Linked DNA regions of Homo sapiens: region 1 is linked to region 2. The links are chromatin contacts, found by Hi-C in ENCODE. All regions are on one chromosome and are shown on one strand. Each heading gives the region's core, a stretch centred on a gene start or an enhancer-like site at or near the end of the contact. The rest is flanking DNA. Distances are from core to core; before and after follow the strand shown. Region 1 overlaps DST (dystonin). Region 2 has its middle 150 kb from the start of COL21A1.

Region 1 (6,135 bases), core at 3,100-5,599, 460 kb before region 2:
CAAATTTCAGTACATATTTGTCATTTCTGTTAGGCCAAATCAACTTCCTAATTGCACCATGTTTTGTTATAATTTGGAGTTGAACCTAAAACTCCAATAGAGAAAATGTTCATGGAATATTTTTGTGATAAAATCAGATAAAAATTGTTAAATAGCAGTTGTGATTGTCAAATTATTTTATTTTATTGTTGATTTATTTTATCATTGGTTTTTATTTTTGTTTTTGGTAGTTAACAACATTCTAAAAAAATGTTGTAGTCCAAAATACACTTCTTTTTTTTGAGAGGACGGTGAGTTGTGGCATTGGGAGAGGGTATTTTCTGTTTTCTTACATGTGCTACTCAATACACAATATCTCTGACTCATTAGCATTTAAACTTAGTTCAGGGTAACTATATAAAGAGGCTCTTTAGAAGTTTGAAAATGAAACATTAAAGGTATGGAATTTGTATATCAAAAAAGCTTTAGAGATGATGGATTTGTGGACAATTTAGGAACATCAAAAGTCATCCAGCCTGAGTTGTTGTTTTAAGGAAATAAGGCCCAGAACAGTGACCTGAGATGCTGAACTATCAGAACCACGATTGGAAACAAGACCTCATAGTTGAGAACACTCTCTTCAACGCTGCATTGTTTTCCTGTTTATATGCCATGTTTAGCTAAGCATTTAAAATTGTTTATACTTACAAATTAAAAATAATTATTTCTACTTGCATGTTTTGTAAAATGAACTGACACCCCCCATGTTTAAAATTGATTTAGAAAACCCAGACATTTAATGTTTTTTAAAAAAACTACATAATAATATTTGGAATTTATGGGAGTATTAAAGAGGCAACACAGCTTTCTGAAGTTTATTTCTAGAACACGGGTAATCACCATGACTCCAGGCACACCCGTCTGTTTATTAAAGCAGAAGAATCAAGAAGTCTGAGATGCAGACGTTTCAGGATACTAGGGAAGTGAAAAATAGTTTTTTCTGAAATGAGAGCCCTACTATTTTTTTTTTTTTTGAGACGGAGTCTCGCTCTGTCGCCAGACTGGAGTGCAGTGGCGCGGTCTCGGCTCACTGCATCCTCTGCCACCCGGGTTCAAGTGATTCTCCTGCCTCAGCCTCAGCCTCCCGAATAGCTGGCACTACGGCTGTGCACCACCATACCTCAAAATACACTGATTTTTGTATTTTTAGTAGAGACGGGGTTTCACCATGTTGGCCAGGATGGTCTTGATCTCCTGACCTCGTGATCCGCCCACCTTGGCCTCCCAAAGTGCTGGGATTACAGGCATGAGCCTCCGCATCCAGCCAAGCCCTGCTTTTTATAAATAAATGACTATCATTATTTCCTGTTTTTAAATCTTTTAAAAACTCTTTTGGAACTTTATCAGCTCCCTATAACTCCAGAGATAACCATAAATGAGACTGTAAAAGAAATGAAGTTATAAAGACAGACATTTCATATCAACAGCATTTTTATTGATGCTGACCAACAATATTAACAGTAGTGGGCATTTCTTAAGCACTTCCTATGAGTCAGGCTCTGTGCTTGGCAATGGGCATTAGGTCATTTAATATAGCAACCCTAAGAGGTAGATATTCTTTATAAATAAGAAAGCCAAAGCTTAGAAAGTTTAAGTAGTTTGTCCAAAGTCCTATAGCTAATAAGTAGTGAAGCTGGGTCAGGAGGCACAGAGCTCTGCCAGACTGCAGGGCCAGGTCTAGCCTCGGTTCTCTGTTATCCCCCCAGTTAGCTTGCTGAGAGCAATCCCATTTCTGATTTATGGTTAGGAGGGTTTAACTGTGGGTTGTGAGACTATGTTGTGCTTTAAATCTGTTGTTCTGTAACAAGCTTCAGGGCAAGTATTGCAGGCGATGATAAATAAGATAAATAAGAAATAAAGATAAATAAGAAAAAACTAATATTTATTGCAGGAAATTGGAACTCGTTGAGTACATACAAACTGTGTGCTAGTTAGTATGGGTGCTTTTGCAAAATTCTTTTACTGTTCATTTTCCCATTTCACAAATATTTTCTGAGCACCTGCTATGGGTTTGCCACCATGCTAGGAACTGGGGACACAGCATGAATGAAACAAAGGGCTTACTTTCTGGTGGAGGAGACAGACAACAAGCAGATTAACAAGTAAATACATAATGTTTCAGATGGTAATAAGTGCTGTGGGGGAAAGTGAAGCAGGATAAGGGGCATAGAGTAATTGGTGAGGAGGGTAAAGTTACATAAGGCTTTTAGGGGAAGAACTTTCTTTAAAAGGTTGACATTTGAGCAGAGACCTAACAGCACATCAGGAGGCCTTGTAAGTCATGGTGCAGGCTTTGGATTTTATCCTGAGTGAAGTGGAAAGCCACAGGAGGGTTTTGAGCACAGGCATGATGTACTCTGACTTAGGTCTTTGAAGACTGGATCTAGCTTCTGTATGGAGAATAGATCGTTGAGGACAAGGAGGCAAGCAAGATCAGTTGGAAGATATTTTCCAATAATTGTTCAGGCAAGAGGTGAATGTGACTTGGAATAAGAACAACATAGCTCTGGCTGGGCATGGTGGCTCATGCCTGTAATCCCAGCACTTTGGGAGGCCCCAGTGGGTGGATCATCTGCAGTCAGGTGTTCGAGACTAGCCTGGCCAACATAGTGAGTTGGCCCATCTCTACTAAAAATACAAAAAAATTAGCCGGGTGTGGTGGCATGCACCTGTAGCCCCAGCTACTCGGGAGGCTGAGGCAGGAGAATTGCTTGAACCCAGGAGGCAGAGGTTGCAGTGAGCCGAGATTGCGCCACTACACTCTGCACTCCAGCCTGGGCAACAGAGTGAGACTCCATCTCAAAACAAACAAACAAAAAAACAAAAACAAAAAAAAAACATAGCTCTAATTTATTGAATGCCTATATGTACTTTATGTATATCATTTTAGTAATCCAGTTGAATTTAGCTATCTTTGTGTTTTAGAAGATGATAAAACTCAAAATCTCCCTGTGCCTTAGAAATGCTCTAATGGGAACATTTCAGACATTGTGGCAGCAGTTTTTGGTAGCAGATTTTCAGACTCCATCAGATCCCATCAAAGATTATATTCTACCTAGAGAATCAGGAAGGCAGGTGAGAAGGTAACGCCATCTGTCCCTATGACTCAACAGAGCAGTAATGAGCTTTTACTTTCAACTAGGGAAGCAAGGCTGAGCATGGTGGCTCATGCCTGTAATCCCAGCACTTTGGAAGGCTGAGGCAGGAGGATTGCTTGAGCCCAGGAGTTCCAGACCAGCCTGAGCAACACAGTGAGACAATTCCCTGGCCACTCTTCCCCCATCTCTTCAAAAAACAAAAAAATTAGCCAGGTGTGGTGGCACACATGTAGTCTAGCTACTTGGGAGGCTGAGGTGGGAGGAGTGCTTGAGCCTGGAAGGTCAAGGTTGCCATGAGCTGGGATCTCACCACCACACAGTGAGCTGTGATTTTACCACCACACTTCAGCCTAGATGACAGAGCAAGATGCTCTCTCTCTCTCTGTCTCTCTTACACACACACACATACAGACACACACACACACACACACACACACACACACACAGAAAACTAGGGAAGCAGGGAGGTAGATTGTCACAATTAAAGTGTTCCAGGCCATATTTCTTTTGAATGGTGTTCTGAATTGGGCTAGGCTGTTTCTGTTAGGACAGACTCATTTGACTCCTTGAATCTCTGTCTCTGTGATTGTCAGAAATGGCTCCAGGAAAAATTGTGATCTAGGCAGCTTATCTACTTCTAGGAGCCTCAGTGTTCCCTTTTCGTTTTATCAAAACACTTCTGCAGGACATAGTCTGGTGGCCTTATTCATACTGAAGCATAAATGACTGATACTGTGCCACTTAATATTTTTCATCCATGGGTAGTTTGATTAGAAATAAAAAGCTTTAAACCAAAAGAATGTATCTGTTACTGGAAATTTAGGCAACAGCATGCAGGTGATGTGAAGGGAGGTAGATATTTTTTTCAAGTCCTCAAAATGATATATTTTTGGTCATATAGCTATAATCACTGCAATTCTAAGTACTCGATATCTAGTTTTTGTTTTATCTTTTTATTTTATAATAAAATGCTATGGAAATGTATTGAGTAGTATGTGCTGAGCAGGCATCATATTACAGGATTTACATACATTATTTCATTTTAATACTAATATCTAGTGAAGTAGGTATGATTATTCACGTTTAGAATACGAGCAAGTTAAAGATGTTAAGTAATTTTCTTGTGTAGTAGTATGGGTAGTTAATTATGGGGCTGGGTGAAGCACTCTGGCTTCCTAACTCAGCTTGGTGAAAGTCCTGCCTACTTTCCATAAAACTGTAAAATGTGAATTATGGCAGGTGTTTCTACTTCCCTGAAATGTAGTAAAGGTGAGTCATAAGTCTTTTATGCAGTAATATGGTAGACAATTGTGTTAGTTAGGGTTCTCCAGAGAAACAGACCAATAGGATATATTAGTTACAGCACACATACACACACAGAGATTTATTTATTTTAAGGAATTAGCTCATGCAATTGGGCTGGGAGATCTAAAATCTGTAGGGCAGGCCAGCAGGCTAGAAATTCAGGAAAGAGCTGATATTGCAGTCTTGAGTCCAAATTCTTCAGGGTATCAGGCTGGAAACTCAGGCAAGGTCTCTATGTTGCAGTCTTGAGGAAAATTCTTTCTTTGAGAAACCATGGTCTTTGCTCTTAAGGCCTGATTGGAGAAGGCCCACCCACTATATGGAGGATAATCTGCTTTACTTGAAGTCCACTGAATAAAATGTTAATCACATTTAAAAATATACCTTCACAACATCTAGACTGATCTTTTATGAAAAACTGGGTACCATGGCCTAGCCAAGTTGGCACATAAAATTAACCGTCACATCAATAGCCAGAGATTTTCACTAAATAGACTTTTAAAGGTACCTGGATTCTCCACTTGCAAATTCTGTAGCTGGTTCCTGTGCTGTGGACAAAAACACAAGGCCAGTTGAGGAAGAGAGTGAAGGATGGCACAAAGGAACATATAGTCATATGTTCTATGGTGTGCTTGTTTTTTGTGATAGAATTCATCATATTGTTTTATGGACACAGATACACATTTTTAAAAATTCTTCTTTGCTTTATTATTGTTGGAGGAAGCTATTAGGCTGGCTTGGAAATCCCCGGTTGAGAAAGGGAGGAGAAAAAACACCCAAGCAATATTTCAGGGTCAGGAGGGCAGCTGTGAAGGGGAGGAAGGTCAGGGGATTGGAATTCACACAGATCCTAAGTGTACATGATGACTAAGGAGGAGAGGGGTGTGGGCTGCACAGCTGTAGCACAGGATTCTAACTGCCCTGTGATGGGCACTGTGAAAGAATGAGTGAATTTACTTCATAAATGCAGTGGGAACAATTATTACTTACAGACAATTGGAAGTCAGAAGAAATAGGGATATTGTTATTTTTGTGCTTTTAAGTAGAATATCATGGCTCATAAAATGTTATAAGAAATATGTGTAAATGGCGTGACTATTATGTTCCCCAAAACAACTCCTGTGTGAAAGGGGACAATGAACAAGATGGTTTATACACCTTTGCTCTCTGTGTGTATGAGGAAAAGGATGAATAAAGGATGGAGTGGCTCCATAACACTTCATTACCAGCATGCTACCATCTCAGCAGTCCCTTGCATGATGCTGATCAGCTGCAGCTTCTCTAAGGGGGCAGGTTTCCACCACTCACTCGCAGCAGCTCCAGGAGCCAGAGCTATAGTTGGAAGAAAATGCAGGTCTCTTGGAAGTTGGTGTCTAGCCAGCCTTGTATCTTAAACCAGTTTGAGTCACCACAAATTAGGAGGCTTATCAAAAAGAACCTCATCATCTTGAGCTCTCCTTGTATGACTTGACTGGGACCCACTCATTTTCCTACTGCTATTCTCTGTCTCCCCACTATTACAGTTTTGCTTGACTTCTGACCTTCTTCTCATTCCTGCATAGTAAGCTAGTTTCACTTCTTACCCTAGCAGCCTCAGCCCTACCTTCCTCCAGCCTTCTTTTTTCCAGTCTCTAAATGTTTCTCAAATTCATCCTCTCCATTCCCCCCCAATTTCAATGATTTAGTTCAGGCT
Region 2 (5,856 bases), core at 18-2,517:
TTTTCCCCAGCACTGCATATGTATCATTTCCCCACATCAATTCTCCAACTCTCTGACGCCAACTGGGTGCCCCAAAATTCGATCCTATTCTGATACTATCTACCTGGAGTTAGTGTCAGATCCCACAAGTTAAAGGACTTAGTCCCGGAAGATCACTTTCAGTTTAGATGCCAGCTGCGAGTGGGATTCTCAGGTCACTGAAACTCCTTCCCAGTTGACAAGTTTGGGGCTTCCCACCGTCTCTCAGGTTCAATTATTTGCTAGAACAGCCTTCAGGACTCAGAAAAGCACTCTACTTACTATTACTGGCTTTGTGTCCGAATAAGATGACTCATGGTAGTGGGCAGGAGTGGGCTGCCCAGGTACTTCAGGATGATATCCCTGCACAGGAGCCACTGCCCTCATGGAGTCAGGGTGCATCACCCTTCTAGCATGCAGATGTATTCAAACTTGGAAGCTCTCTGAACTTCATCATCTAGGGGTTTTGTTTTTTTTTTCTTTTTTGGAGGTTTCATTCATAGTCATGATTGATGAAATCATTGGCCATTGGTGATTGAATTCAGTCTCTAGTCCCTCTGTCTTCCCTGGAGTGAGACATTGCTCCCCACAAAAGGGCATTAGCTGCGGGGGTCTGCCTTCAGACCCTGACCCAACGACAGATGAATAAAACGTACACTGACACACAGATATTCTGTTTTGCCAGTCCTGCTGAGTGTCCGACCGCCTGCACACCAAGAGAGGTTTGTCACTGCGGCCGGCCCTGAGCAGCTTGCACTCCAGGCATTTATTTAGTATAGAATTAACAACAGAAGCTCTGAGTCAACACTCTTGTGAATAATTAACATGGTTAAGAGAGTAGTTTTATGAATGATTAAAGTTCAGGTACCGCAGTCTAAAGTAAATACCATTAGGGGGCAATATCCCTGGTCGACCTCCCCCACCCCCCACCCCGAGAGGGCTATCTGGCTCAAAGGTTAGTTAATGGAGGTAGAGTAAACAAAATTAACTGGGGAAGACTCTGTTATCTCTAGTATTTACCCTATGACATAATGCTCTAAGGTAAGAACCAGCTGCCTTCAGCCTGTTCAGTTATTACAAGCTATGTAACCTTTCGGCCTTCCAAAAAGGTTTGTGACTATTCCCTATAACTTTCCCTAATATTTCCCTTTAATATTTCTGCCAGCATCCTGAGTGAATCCCAGCACTGGAGGTCAGGGGGTGGGGCTGCAAGTTGCAACCCTCTAATTACATGATTGGTTTATCTGGTGACCAGCCCCTAACCTGAATATCTACGCAGCCCACTGCTGCCCACTACCATGAGTCATCTTATCCAGATGCAAAGCCAGTAAATTCCAAAGGTTTTAGGAGATTTGTGCCAAGAGTAGAGGATCAAAGATCAAGTATTTATTTTTTATTATACTACAGATAAATACACACACACACACACACACACACCATGCAAACATAAAAGCTGAAGTATCATAAGAGAGCTCAAGTATCATAAGAGAGCTCAAGTATCTATACAAAGATGAAATGAAATAGACTTTAAGCAAAAAATGTTGCTAGAGACAGAGAGGAACATTTTACAATTCCCTAATATCCTGGAAAGAGGAATTGGTGAGTGGAAAGAAGGGGAGAATCTGAAGCTACAATGTTTGCTTGCTCCTTTATGATTGGGTTTAGGAACTGGGGAAGACATCAACAGGACGAGGCCCATTAGAGTAAAAAATGTCCTAGGAATATGAGCTAGGAGAAACAAAGTCAGGGGGAAGAAGACATAACTTGGAATCCCTTTCCCCACAAACCTCACAGATCAACATTTAATTGGCCTTTACTATGACCTTCCTGTGAGCCCTCAGTAACAATAATCTCATGATCAGGTTGGGTTCTAGAAAAATGTACATTTTATATCTTGTTAAGAACAAGATTGAGAGGACAGAAATTATTTGGTAGGATGGTAATTCCACTTAATGGTTAAATGGAATGTGTGCCTCAAAGAAGATTAAGCTAAGAAAAAGAAATGATGAACAGTTATGAATGAAGGGGAAAAAAGCCCTCAAGAAAATGAAAGGTGTTTTAGCTATGAAAGGCAAAATGTTTCAATTATTTTGCTATTTTAATGACAATGATAATAAAACCAAAGGATTCCTCAATCTTTCAAAAAACAAAGTAGTTTTATAATCACGTCAACATAGCACTGTCAAATTGCATTTATTTAGGATCAACACACATAATAAAATTATCACTTTTAATTTTAAAAAGTAGGTGCTTATTGGGATCATATCATTTACTTCATTCTCTGAATTAGATTCATTCTTTTTTTTTTTTTTTTTTTTTTTTTTTTTTGTGAGATGGGGTCTTACCCTGTCACCCAGGTTGGGGTGCAGGGGCGTGATTTCTACTGTGAATCCATGTGGCCCTGGGCTTTATTTTTGTTGGCAATTTTTTTTTATTGATTCAATCTCACTGATTGTTATTAGTCTGTTCAAGATTTCTGTTTCTTCCTGATTTAATCTAGAAGAGTTTTATTTTTTCAGGAATTTATCCATTTCCTCTAGATTTTCTAGTTTGTGTTTATAGAGGTGTTCATACTAGTCATGAATGATCTCTTGTATTTCTATGGTTTTGGTTATAATGTCTCCATTTTTATTTCTAATTGAGCTTATTTAAATCCTCTCTCTTTTTTTCTTGGTTAATCTAGCTAATGCTCTATCAATTTTGTTTATCTTTTCAAAGAATCAATTTTTTGTTTCATTGATCTTTTGAATTTTTTTGTTTTAACTTCATTCAGTTCTTCTCTGATCTTTGTTGTTTCTTTTCTTCTGCTAGCTTTGGGTTTTGTTTGTTCTTGTTTCTCTAGTTCCTTAAGGTGTGATGTTAGGTTGTCAATTTGTGATTTTTCAGGCTTTTTGATGTAGGCATTTAGCACTATAAACTTTCCTCTTAGCACTGCTTTTGCTGTATCCCAGGGTTATTGATAATTTGTGTTGCTATTATCACTTATTTCAAATAATTTTTAAATTTTCATCTTCATTTTATTGTTAAGCCCCAAATCATTTGGAAGCAGATTGTTTGATGTCCATATATTTGTATAGTTTTAAAGGTTCCTTTTAAAGATGATTTATGGTTTTATTCACTGTGGCCTGAGAAGATACCTGATGTGATTTTGAGTTTTAAAAAATTATTAAACTTGTTTTGTGGCCTATCATATGGTCTATCTTGAGAAATGTTACACATGCTGATGAGAAAAATGTATATTCTGCAGGTCTTGGGTAGAATTGTAAATATCTGTTAGGTTCATTTGTTCTAGAATATAGTTTAAGTCTATTATTTCTTTGTTGGCTTTTTGACTTGATGATCTGTCTAGAGTTGTCAGTGGAGTGTTGAAGTCCCCTAGTATTATTGTGTTGCTTTTTATCTCATTTCTTAAGTCTAGTAGTAATTGTTTTATGAATCTGGCAGCTTTAGAGTTAGGTGTGCATATATTTAAGGTTGTAATATCTTCTTTTTGGATTGATCCTTCTATTATATACAATGACTTTGTCTATTTTTTTTACTGTTTTTTTTTAAAGTCTGTTTTATCTGACATAAGAATAGCTACTACTGCTTGCTTTTGGCTTCTATTTGCATGGGATATCTTTCTCCATCCCTTTACCTTGAGTTTATATGAATCATTACATGTTAGGTGAGTCTCTTAAAAACAATAGATATTTGGTTTATGATTTTTATCCATTCTGCCAATCTGTATCTTTTAAGTAGGCCATTTATGCAATATTAATATTGAGATGTGAGGTACTACTCCAGTCATCATGTGGATTGTTACCTAGATACTTTCTTTTCTTCACTGTGTTTTTGTTATATAGGCCCTGTGGGTTTTATGGCTTCAAGAGGTTCTATTCTGGTACATATGGACCTTTTATTTCAGGATTTATAACTCTTTTTAGCATTTCTTGTAGGACTTGTCTGGTAGTGACAATTCTCTCAGCATTTGTTTGTCTGAAAAAGACTTTATTTCCCCTTGATTTATGAAACTTAGTTTTGTAAAATAATTCTTAGCCAACAGTTGTTCTGTTTAAGGAGGTTGAAAATACGACCTCAATCCCTTTTGGCATGTAAAGTTTCTGCTGAGAAGTCTGCTGTTAATCTTATGGGTTAGTGGATGCTTTAGTCTCACTGCTCTTGGAATTCTTTTCTACATTAACTTTAGATAGCCTCATGGCTATATACCTTGGCGATGTCCTTTTTGCAATGAAGCTCCCAGATGTTCTTTGAGCTTCTTCTATTTGGATATCTAATTCTCTAGCAAGGCCAAGGAAGTTTTCTAGTTTTCCAAACTTTTTGCTTTCTTTTCTCCCTCAGGATCACCAACTATTCTTAGGTTTGGTCGTTTTACATAATCCATATTTCTTGAACACTTTTTTATGTTGGTTTATGTTGGTTTTCACCTTTCACTTGTATCTCCTTGAGTAGCTTCATCATCAGTCTTTTGAATTTATTATCTGTTATTTCAAAGATTTCATCTCGGTTTGGATCCAGTGCTGGGGAATAATGTGATCTTTTGGGTGTGTTATAGAACCTTGTTTTGTCATATTGTCAGAATTATTTTTCTGGTTCCTTCTCATTTGGGTAGGCTACTTCTTCTGTTTGTTCTTGGTTTATATGTGATTTAACTGTGTTTATTTTTTAAATTTCCTTTTTCCCTTTAGGATATTACTTTAATGTTTATAGTTCTTTGTAACCTAATTTGGCCTTTGGTGCTTTCAGAGGTGAAGAATTTGTATGAGTTCCTTGGTTTTTTGTATGAATCTTTGTATTATGGCTTTGTCAGATGTTGATTTTAGTAGCAACGTGCTTGGTGTGTGAGCAAGTGCACTGTCTCCTATGGAGTTGGAATGGTAGAGGTTTCCTGAAGTTTATCTTATTCTCTGTGAGATTTATCTCTTTAATTTTTCCCCAGTATTTTATTTACTAAGTTGAATAATTCAGGTTTCAGGCCAGTACATAAGGTGCCCCTGGATAGAAACTTGTTGTGGCTAAAGCAGATAGATAAATGCAATGCCCAGTGGTGGGCAGAGGTCCCAGCCTTGACAGAGGTGGCTGGGGGCTCAGTAAAACATACTGAGGTCTCATCAGGGGGAAGGGTGGGAGCCACTTCAGCTCCCCTACTGGGCCAGCAGGGAAGTGATCCAGCTCTGAGACTCACTCCTAATCCAGTGTTCCAGCTAGTCCAATCAGACAGGCACTTGTTTTCATCTGCAGATATGTTGGTGTTCCAAGTAGACAGGGATTGTGGCTCTACCCATGTGCAAACCTGAACCTATGGGGATGCTGTTATCCTGAAGTTTTCCGGAAAGGCTGTCTATGGGTGCACCCATGCCGACCTCCTGTGGGAGAAGACCCAGCTGTGTCTGTAGTGGTGGATAAGGGGGAAAATAATTCCCCTTCTTCAAGACACTTCATGAGCACCAGGGCTGCCAGACCATTGTAGAGTCACAGGCTTCTCCTCAACCTCCTTAGCCCAGCACTTCACCTGTGCCTCTGCTGAAAGAGATTTTCTACAAGCAGAAAAGTTTTGGGACTTAAGGCCTGCCACCTGGATTCTTTTGTCCCATGGGGTGTTCCCTTAATGTGGTGCACTCCCCCTTCCCCTAGGAGTAGGAGTCCCTGAGAACCAGACTACTGTGAATGCTGCTGCTCCTCTGGGTCTAGCCACCCAGTGGAGTTGCCACACTCAAGGCTAGTACTGGGGAATGTCTGCAAGGGATCTAGTGATGTGATCTATCCTCAAGTCTCTCAGTAGCAGGTACCACCAGCAGCACTGGTGGAGGTGGCAGGGGGGTGACATAGACTCTGTGC

What was found. Hi-C counts contacts between places; a loop is a spot of excess contacts on that map. Pooled maps may share reads with other maps.
Region 1: a map of sciatic nerve shows a loop between it and region 2 (5-fold over the local background). The contact joins two enhancer-like sites. A Hi-C loop is called at or near these places in 1 of 168 maps with a recorded cell type or tissue (sciatic nerve), 1 of 37 single-sample maps with no recorded cell type and 4 of 50 pooled maps.

Annotation. Positions count from the first base shown.
Region 1 is chr6:56,862,710-56,868,844 of GRCh38, reverse strand. The region is part of intron 3 of DST (dystonin); the gene reads left to right. It overlaps DST-AS1 (DST antisense RNA 1), which reads right to left. Exons shown (of 4, transcript NR_125866.1): 3 at 5,601-5,774; 4 at 4,507-4,990. Among named protein-coding and RNA genes, the nearest start is that of DST-AS1, 22 kb to the right of the region's middle. Within about 2 kb of position 4,349, at least 5 of the 41 ENCODE cell types and tissues checked have a DNase peak (open chromatin) inside an H3K27ac peak, as active enhancers do.
Region 2 is chr6:56,394,907-56,400,762 of GRCh38, reverse strand. No RefSeq gene overlaps it. Among named protein-coding and RNA genes, the nearest start is that of COL21A1, 150 kb to the right of the region's middle. Within about 2 kb of position 1,267, at least 3 of the 41 ENCODE cell types and tissues checked have a DNase peak (open chromatin) inside an H3K27ac peak, as active enhancers do.